3 separate regions of the Homo sapiens genome follow, and all the other regions are linked to region 2. The links are chromatin loops, found by intact Hi-C in ENCODE. Cell type or tissue: B cell. All regions are shown on one strand. Region 1 overlaps LOC107985340 (a long non-coding RNA gene). Region 2 overlaps CD37 (CD37 molecule). Region 3 overlaps ALDH16A1 (aldehyde dehydrogenase 16 family member A1).

Region 1 (2,500 bases), 74 kb after region 2:
CACTTGAACCCAGAAGGCAGAGGTTGTGGTGAGCCAAGATCATGTAATTGCACTCCAGCCTGGGCAACAAGAGCGAAACTCCATCTCAAGAGAAAAAAAAGCATCCAACTGAAAAGAAGGAAGTCAAATTGTCCTTGTTTGCAGAAGACATGATCTTATATATAGAAAACCCTACAGCCTCTCCAAAAACCTGTTAGATTAAACAAGTTCAGTGAAGTTGTAGGACACAAAATTAACATACAAAAATCACTAGTGTTTCTATATACCAACACCAAACTATCTGAAAAAGAAATCAAGAAAACAATCCTGTTTTCAATAATAACAAAAATAAAATACATAGGAACAAATTTAACCAAGGAGGTAAAAGATCTCTACAATGAAAACTATAAAAAATTGGTGGAAGAAATTGAAGAGATTACTAATAAATGGAAAGACATCCAATGCTCATGGATTGGGAGAATTAATATTGCTAAAGTGTCCATACTACTCAAAGTAATGTACAGATTCAATGCAATTCCTGCAAAAATACCAATGACATTTTTCACAAAAAAATCCTAAAATTTGTATGGTGTAGGGACTAGCCCCACAGGGTCAGTGGGTTTTTCTCCGTGTGTGTGGAGATGAGAGATTGTAGAAATAAAGACACAAAACAAAGAGATAAAAGACAGCTGGGCCCGGGGGACCACTATCACCAAGAGGCAGAGACTGGTAGTGGCCCCAAATATCTGGCTGTGCTGTTATTTATTGGATACAAGACAAAGGGGCAGGGTAAAGAGTGTGAGTCATCTCCAATGATAGGTAAGGTCCCCTGGGTCATGTGTCCACTGGACAGGGGGCCCTTCCCTGCCTGGCAGCCGAGGCAGAGAAAGGAGAGAGAGACAGCTTATGCCATTATTTCTGCATATCAGGGACTTTTAGTACTTTCACTGATTTTGCTACTGCTATCTAAATGGCAGAGCCAGGTGTACAGGATGGAACATGAAAGCGGACTAGGAGCGTGACCACTGAAGCACAGCATCACAGGGAGATGGTTAGGCCTCTGGATAACTGCGGGTGAGCCTGACTGATGTCAGGCCCTCCACAAGAGGTGGAGGAGTAGAGTCTTCTCTAAACTCCCCCGGGGAAAGGCAGACTCCCTTTCCCAGTCTGCTAAGTAGTGGGTGTTTTTCCTTGGCACTGACGCTACCGCTAGACCACAGTCTGCTTGGCAACGGTTGTCTTCCCAGACGCTGGCGTTACCGCTAGACCAAGGAGCCCTCTAGTGGCCCTGTCTGGGCATAACAGAAGGCTCGCACTCTTGTCTTCTGGTCACTTCTCACTATGTCCGCTCACCTCCTGTCTCTGTATGGCCTGGTTTTTCCTAGGTTATGATTGTAGAGCGAGGATTATTATAATATTGGGATAAAGAGTAATTGCTACAAACTAATGATTAATGATATTCATATGTAATCATGTCTATGATCTAGATCTAGTATAACTCTTGTTGTTTTTACATATTTTACTATAGTGGAACAGCTCATGCCCTCGGTCTCTTGCCTTGGCTCCTAGGTGGCTTGCCGCCCAGAGTATGGAATAACAAAAGACCCTGAATAGCCAGAGCATTTTTTTTTTTTTTGAGATGGAGTCTCACTCTGTTGCCCAGGAGGCTGGAGTGCAGTGGCATGATTTCAGCTCACTGCAACCTCCGCCTCCGGGGTTCAAGTGATTCTCCTGCCTCAGCTCCTGAGTAGCTGGGACTAAAGGCGTATGCCATCATGCCCAGCTAATTTTTTGTATTTTTAGTGGAGATGGGGTTTCACCATATTGGCCAGGCTGGTCTCCAACTCCTGACCTCAGGTGATCCACCTGCCTCAGCCTCCCAAAGTGCTGAGCCACTGAACCCGGCTGATGTTGAGCATTTATTTATATACTTGTTGGCCATTTGTATGTCTTCTTTGGAGAAATATCTACTCAGGTCCTTTGTCCACTTTTTAATTAGGTCGTTTGGTTTGTTTGCTATTAAGTTGTATGAGTTCCATTCATATTTCGGATGTACATTGCAAATATTTTCTGATTCCATAGATTGCCTTTTTTTTTTTTTTTTTTTTTTTTGAAATGGAGTCTCACTCTGTCACCCAGGCTGGAGTGCAGTGGCGCAATCTCCGCTCACTGCAAGCTCCGCCTCCCGGGTTCATGCCATCCTCCTGCTTCAGCCTCCCGAGTAGCTGGGACTACAGGCACCCGCCACCACACCCAGCTAATTTTTTGTATTTTTAGTAGAGACGGGGTTTCACCATGTTAGCCAGGATGGTCTCGATCTTCTGACCTCGTGATCTACCTGTCTCGGCCTCCCAAAGTGCTGGGATTACAGGCGTGAGCCACCGCGCCTAGCCTCTTTTTTTTTTTTTCCTGCTGTGCAGCTTTGGCAGATGCTAGGGCTTATGGGGAATGGGGAGATGTTGGTTAAAGGGTACAAACTTTGAGTTATAAGATTATTAAGTTCTGGGGATCTAATATATAC
Region 2 (2,500 bases):
AGTCCCTTGTCCTGGCCTTCCTGGCAGGTGGTGACAAACAGAGACACCCAGGAACTGCTGCTCTGCACCGCCTATGTCTTCGAGGTCTCCACCAGCGAGCGTGGGGCCCAGCATCACATTTACCGCCTGGTCAGGGACTGAAGGGGGACCCCAAAACTGGCTCACCCCCCAGAACACCCTCCTCCCAGGGAGGGTCCTCCAGCTCACCTCATGCTTCTTATTTGGGGAGAGGGCTGTGATGTAAAGGGGTTGACCTCAGAGGCCTAAGCAACTGGGGCCATCCCCCCCATTAGAGGGGCCCCCAAAACTTGGTTGGAGAGCTGAACAGGCTGGGACTGAGGAAAGGATAAACCCCGATATTGGGACCTCACAGTGGGTGTCTGAAAGGACAGATCACTCCGGAGTATCAGGGATTGTGGGGACAGGAGTGAGACAACCCCCCAGGTACAGCACTGGCTTTTCTTTTCAGCCCCTGACAGGCCACCCCCACTCCTCTGCATGTCTTGGAGAGCGCTAGTTACACATTGGCTTGTCCCCTTTACTTTTTCCCAGCCACCCCTCCCCCTGAAATTTCTGCCCCTCTCTACCACCCTCACTCCATGACCTGTGAGATCACAAAGTGAAGATGAACCCTTTCTGTGCAGGAGCAGAGCCAGGTGGGCCCTGGACATTTTTTTTTTTTTTAATATAACGAGATATTTATAAGTGGGTGCTAGGGTCTTGACTTTATCTCCGCTGCACAAGCAGTGTGTTGAACTTTCTAATCTCATCCCTCTCCTAAGTGAGCCCTGAGCTAGACGGTTTCCTTCCTCCCCTCTCAAAGTTTGTTTGTTTGTGTTCTGACAGAGGATAAAGCTATTTTACCAAAAACGCAGGGGATTTATTTGAGGTTTGGGTGAAAAATAATCTTGTGGGTGGTGGTAGGCCGACAGATGGGGACAGGAAGCTGTGGACGAAAGCCCCAGGTCCCGTGGGAGAGGTGACAGCAGCAGGGGCACGCAGCCACGTGGGTCCCCAGGGGAATGTGAAGGCGGAGGGCTCCAGGCGAACTGGGGATTAAACAAATATTTACAGGCAGCAGGGAAGTGCCCAGCGCACGTGACGGGGGCGGGGCGGGACTTTGGGGAGGGCGGGGCCTAACGGTATCGAGCGAGCCGGTTGTAGACGTGGTCCAGGTTTCTGCACAGGAATATCGAGAGCGTCATGAACCCGAGCTATAGAGAAAGGAGATGAGGTCAGAGAAGTCGAAGGGGTGCTGGCGAGACGGGGGTGATGCCCACCCGGGCGAGAAAGGTCAGGGGTGGGGCCGTGAATTGGGCGGGAAGGGGCTGGAGAAGGGGATAGGTAGAAAAGGGCGGGGCTCGACGGGAACTGCCGCAGGGCTGGCTGATGAGGCGGGAATAGCTGCTACAAGTGGGGGTAGAGGCTGAGAAGGAGTAAGGTCGGAAGCAAGCCCAGGGTCCTTTATTTTGGAGGCTCATCTGTCTTCCCCCTCTGCCTCAGCCTCTAATTGTGCCTCCTCTAATTCTGCGCCCGCACTTCCAGTGTCAGGCTGGTCCTCGTCTTGAACCCACAGCGGCCAGAGCCCCAGGGCCATGGGCAGCTTGCCCTGCGGTGCCTTGTCTCCCCAGTTGGGGCAGGCACCCGCCATGCCCCAGCCACCCCACAGACTGCCGCTGTGCCCGCCGCCGCCGTCAGCGATCAGGCTGGGCCCGGGGCTCGAATCCCCAGCGCCCGGCACGTGCGGCTCGCATTTCCGGCGGAGTGCCCTGCGCTGTAGCTGTACGCTCAGCACCATGACAGTCATCTGCGGAGAAAGGGGAGGGAGATCGCAGCCAATAGCAGGAGGCTTTCCCTGCGTACACCCAATCAGGGCTCCCTGAAGCTGGGCCGCCCCCACCCTCCGGTGCTGGGTGGAGCGGCGGGAGGGCCGGGGTGGGCTGCGCTCCGCCCTGAGCTCGTCCTTCCCAGGCAACCGAAGGACGCGAAATGAAGGGCAGGGCCATCTAGGGATTTAGGGCCGATCGCGGGTGGGGGCGGGGCCAGATCACCTCGAGTAGGCCGACGCCCAGGCAAATGCCCACTATGGAAATAAGGTTGTTGTGCAGCCACTTCTGGAGGCCCTGCGCGCAGCCCTGGGGGGTGTAGGGAAAAGTTAAAGGGATTCTTTCTGGGACTCTCAAGCCCAGGCCCAGCGTTCTTTTCAGGCCAACCCTCACCGTCTTCAGGCATCTACCCGCTCCCCTAGTCACCAGGGCACTCTAGTCTCCTTACTAGTGCACCCTCGCTTCACCTTTTCCAAGCCTGGCCCCTCCCTAGACATCTGTATTCCAGAGCCAGCCCAGCCTTTTCTTTAGGCCCTGCCCTTCCTGCAGACCCCGCCCCCTTCAGAGGGCCCCGCCCCTCCTGCCGTACCTTTCCTTTTCTCGTAGACCCCGCCCTTTCTCAGGCCGCTACTCACTGACAGCCCTCCCCCTCCCGCAGGCCCCGCCCCATTCGA
Region 3 (2,500 bases), 130 kb before region 2:
TATTAAAAAAAAAAAAATTAGCCAGGCATGGTGGTGCGTGCCTGTGGTCCCAGCTGCTCAGGAGGCTGAGGTGGGAGGATTTTTTTTTTTTTTTTTTGAGACGGAGTCTCACTCTTTCGCCCAGGCTGGAGTGCAGTGGCTCGATCTCGGCTCACTGCAAGCTCCACCTCCCGGGTTCACGCCATTCTTCTGCCTCAGCCTCCCAAGTAGCTGGGACTACAGGCGCCCGCCACCATGCCCAGCTAATTTTTTTGTATTTTTAGTAGAGACGGGGTTTCACCGTGTTAGCCAGGATGGTCTTGATCTCCTGACCTCATGATCCACCTGCCTCGGCCTCCCAAAGTGCTGGGATTATAGGCGTGAGCCACCACGCCCGGCCGAGGTGGGAGGATTGAGCCCAGGTCGAGGGTGGGTTCAGTAAGCTGTGACTGCGCCACTGTATTACAGCCTAAAAAACAGAGCAAGATCCTTTATTTAAAAATCAACAGTCGTGCGCAGTGGCTTAAGTCTGTAATCTTAGCACTTTGGGGAGACCAAGACAGGCGGACCGCTTGAGGTCAGGAGTTTGAAACCAGCCAGGCCAAGATGGTGAAACCCCGTCTGTACTAAAAATACAAAAAATTATCTGGGTGTGGTGGCGCGAGCCTGTAATTCTAGCTACTCTGGAGGCCGAGGCAGGAGAATCGCTCGAACCTGGGAGGCGGAGGTTGCAGTGAGCCGAGATCACCCCGCTGCACTCCAGCCTGGCCGACAGAGAGACTCTGTCTCGAAAAAACAAAAAACAAACCAAAAAAACCCACCCACAACCAGAATCCTAAGGCAGTGGTGTGCTGAAGCGGCTCGTATTGGCTCATGGGAGCTGACCTGTTAACAATTCAGGATCTCGCAGGCAGTTGTTTAATCACCTGTACCTTGAAATCCGGCACGGTGGGAGCATTTACATCATGGAAATTGACAAAAGTCATATAGGAGGACTTTAATTTTATTCCAGAGAGTTCCTTTACTGCATATGGATTCTGGGGCCATGAAAAGGTAGAGAAAACCAGAGAGCAAGAGCCACCAGATGGAGAAGACAAGAAGATATGAGAGTCCTAAGGCCCTGTCTGGGGTCCTCGGGGGTCCCCTTTCTCTGTTTCACAAACACAGCACCGTGCTGGAGCCGGCTCCTGAGCTGCTCAACCTCAGAACTAAAATGGCCTCGAGCCAGGTGTGGTGGTGCATGTCTGTGGCCCCAGCTACATATGAGGCTGAGGCATGAGGATCCCTTGAGCCCCAGAGGTCGAGGCTGCAGTGGGCCGAGATTGTGCCACTGCGCTCCAGCCTGGGTGACAGAGCCAGACGTTGTCTCAAAAAAAAAAAAAAAAAAGAAAAAAGCCTCATATCTGCCAGAAGTTGCTACACCCTTTCTTCTCGCAGAAGCACAGCTAGGGTTGGTCAGAGAGTTTATTGGGAGACACAGGAACCAGAAGGGGAAAGTCCCAGGTGTCTGTGGGGTGCATCTCCCCTTGGTGTGAGGTGTCCAAAATGCAGTAGGTGGCGCTCAGGCATCAGTCCCCCATAGGCAGCCACAGGGCCTTGGTCCGCGCCACTCGCAGCCCCAGCTCTGGGCCTGCCCCCTCGGCCTCCTGGTCCCAGGCCCGCGGGCAGCCCCTGCTCGCCCACACCGGTTTGAGGTTTCCTGCCGAGGCCCACTCGACAAACTGGGAACCCTGAGGGGAGGAAGAGACGGGGGTAAGCACTTCTGCAGGCTTGTTGCTGAGCACCTGCTTCCTCCGCGATGAAGACTGTTACTGACGAGGGGCTTCAGGCTGGACCCAGGCTCTGCAGCTACAATGCCCAGCTCCTCCCAAGCAGAACTTCCAGATGGTAGGGAAAAGCACTGGACCCAGTGGTTAGGGAATTTCCTCTCCCTTAACAGCCCATGTTGAAAGGAATGGGCCCCAAGGCTCTTGTCAACAAGTTCACATCTGTTACCAACAGGAGGTTTAAGAGAGTGGACGGTGGGGCGCGGTGACTCGCTCCTGTAATCCCAGCACTTGGGGTGGCTGAGGCGGGAGGATCGCTTGAGTTCAGGAGTTTGAGACCAGCCTGGACAATATGGCGAGACCCCGTCTCCATTTAAAAAGTAAAAATTGGTTGGGCACAGTGGCTCACGCCTGTAATCTCAGCATTTTGGGAGGCTGAGGCAGGCAGATCACGCGAGGTCAGGAGTTCGAGACCAGCCTGGCCAATATGGCGAAACCCCATCTCTACTAAAAAAAAACCCCCAACAATTAGCTGGGCATGGCGGTGAGTGCCTGTAGTCTCAGCTACTTGGGAGGCAGGAGAATCACTTGAACCCGGGAGGCAGAGGTTGCAGTGAGCCAAGATCGTGCCACTGTATTCCAGCCTGGGCGACAGAGTGAGACTCTGTCTCAAAAAAAATAAAATAAAATAAAATAAAATAAAAAAAAAAACAGTAGACTCAACCAGTTGTGCTGGCTCACACCTGTAATCCCAG

Evidence for each region. Hi-C counts contacts between places; a loop is a spot of excess contacts. Peaks named below come from ENCODE experiments on the same cell type or tissue, not always from the same donor. Only the 100,000 strongest peaks of a DNase experiment are listed, where the experiment ranks them.
Region 1: it touches region 2 in a loop (8-fold over the local background); 2 of 110 quality-filtered maps call a loop at or near these places.
Region 3: a loop joins it to region 2, with 14 times the contacts of the local background. A loop is called at or near these places in 4 of 110 quality-filtered maps.

The regions. Positions count from the first base shown.
Region 1 is chr19:49,265,299-49,267,798 of GRCh38, reverse strand. All of the region lies in intron 2 of LOC107985340 (a long non-coding RNA gene), which reads right to left. Among named protein-coding and RNA genes, the nearest start is that of MIR4324, 42 kb to the left of the region's middle. In B cell, CTCF peaks have their summits at 1,045 and 1,246 (motif pointing left); a DNase peak (open chromatin) is centred at 1,228.
Region 2 is chr19:49,338,965-49,341,464 of GRCh38, reverse strand. It overlaps CD37 (CD37 molecule), which reads right to left. Exons shown (of 8, transcript NM_001774.3): 7 at 2,052-2,135; 8 at 859-1,214. The coding sequence ends at 1,137. It overlaps TEAD2 (TEA domain transcription factor 2), which reads left to right. Exons shown (of 13, transcript NM_001256660.2): 13 at 28-870. The coding sequence ends at 141. It also overlaps a transcript of SLC6A16 not described here. Among named protein-coding and RNA genes, the nearest start is that of CD37, 4.8 kb to the right of the region's middle. RefSeq lists an enhancer at 1,026-2,001. In B cell, no CTCF peak of the experiment used is centred here; DNase peaks (open chromatin) are centred at 1,004, 1,964 and 2,494; H3K4me3 peaks cover 1,956 bases; H3K27ac peaks cover 2,500 bases.
Region 3 is chr19:49,469,515-49,472,014 of GRCh38, reverse strand. It overlaps ALDH16A1 (aldehyde dehydrogenase 16 family member A1), which reads right to left. Exons shown (of 17, transcript NM_153329.4): 17 at 965-1,709. The coding sequence ends at 1,548. Among named protein-coding and RNA genes, the nearest start is that of FLT3LG, 3.4 kb to the left of the region's middle. In B cell, a CTCF peak has its summit at 1,554 (motif pointing right); DNase peaks (open chromatin) are centred at 1,614 and 2,405; H3K4me3 peaks cover 465 bases; H3K27ac peaks cover 2,427 bases.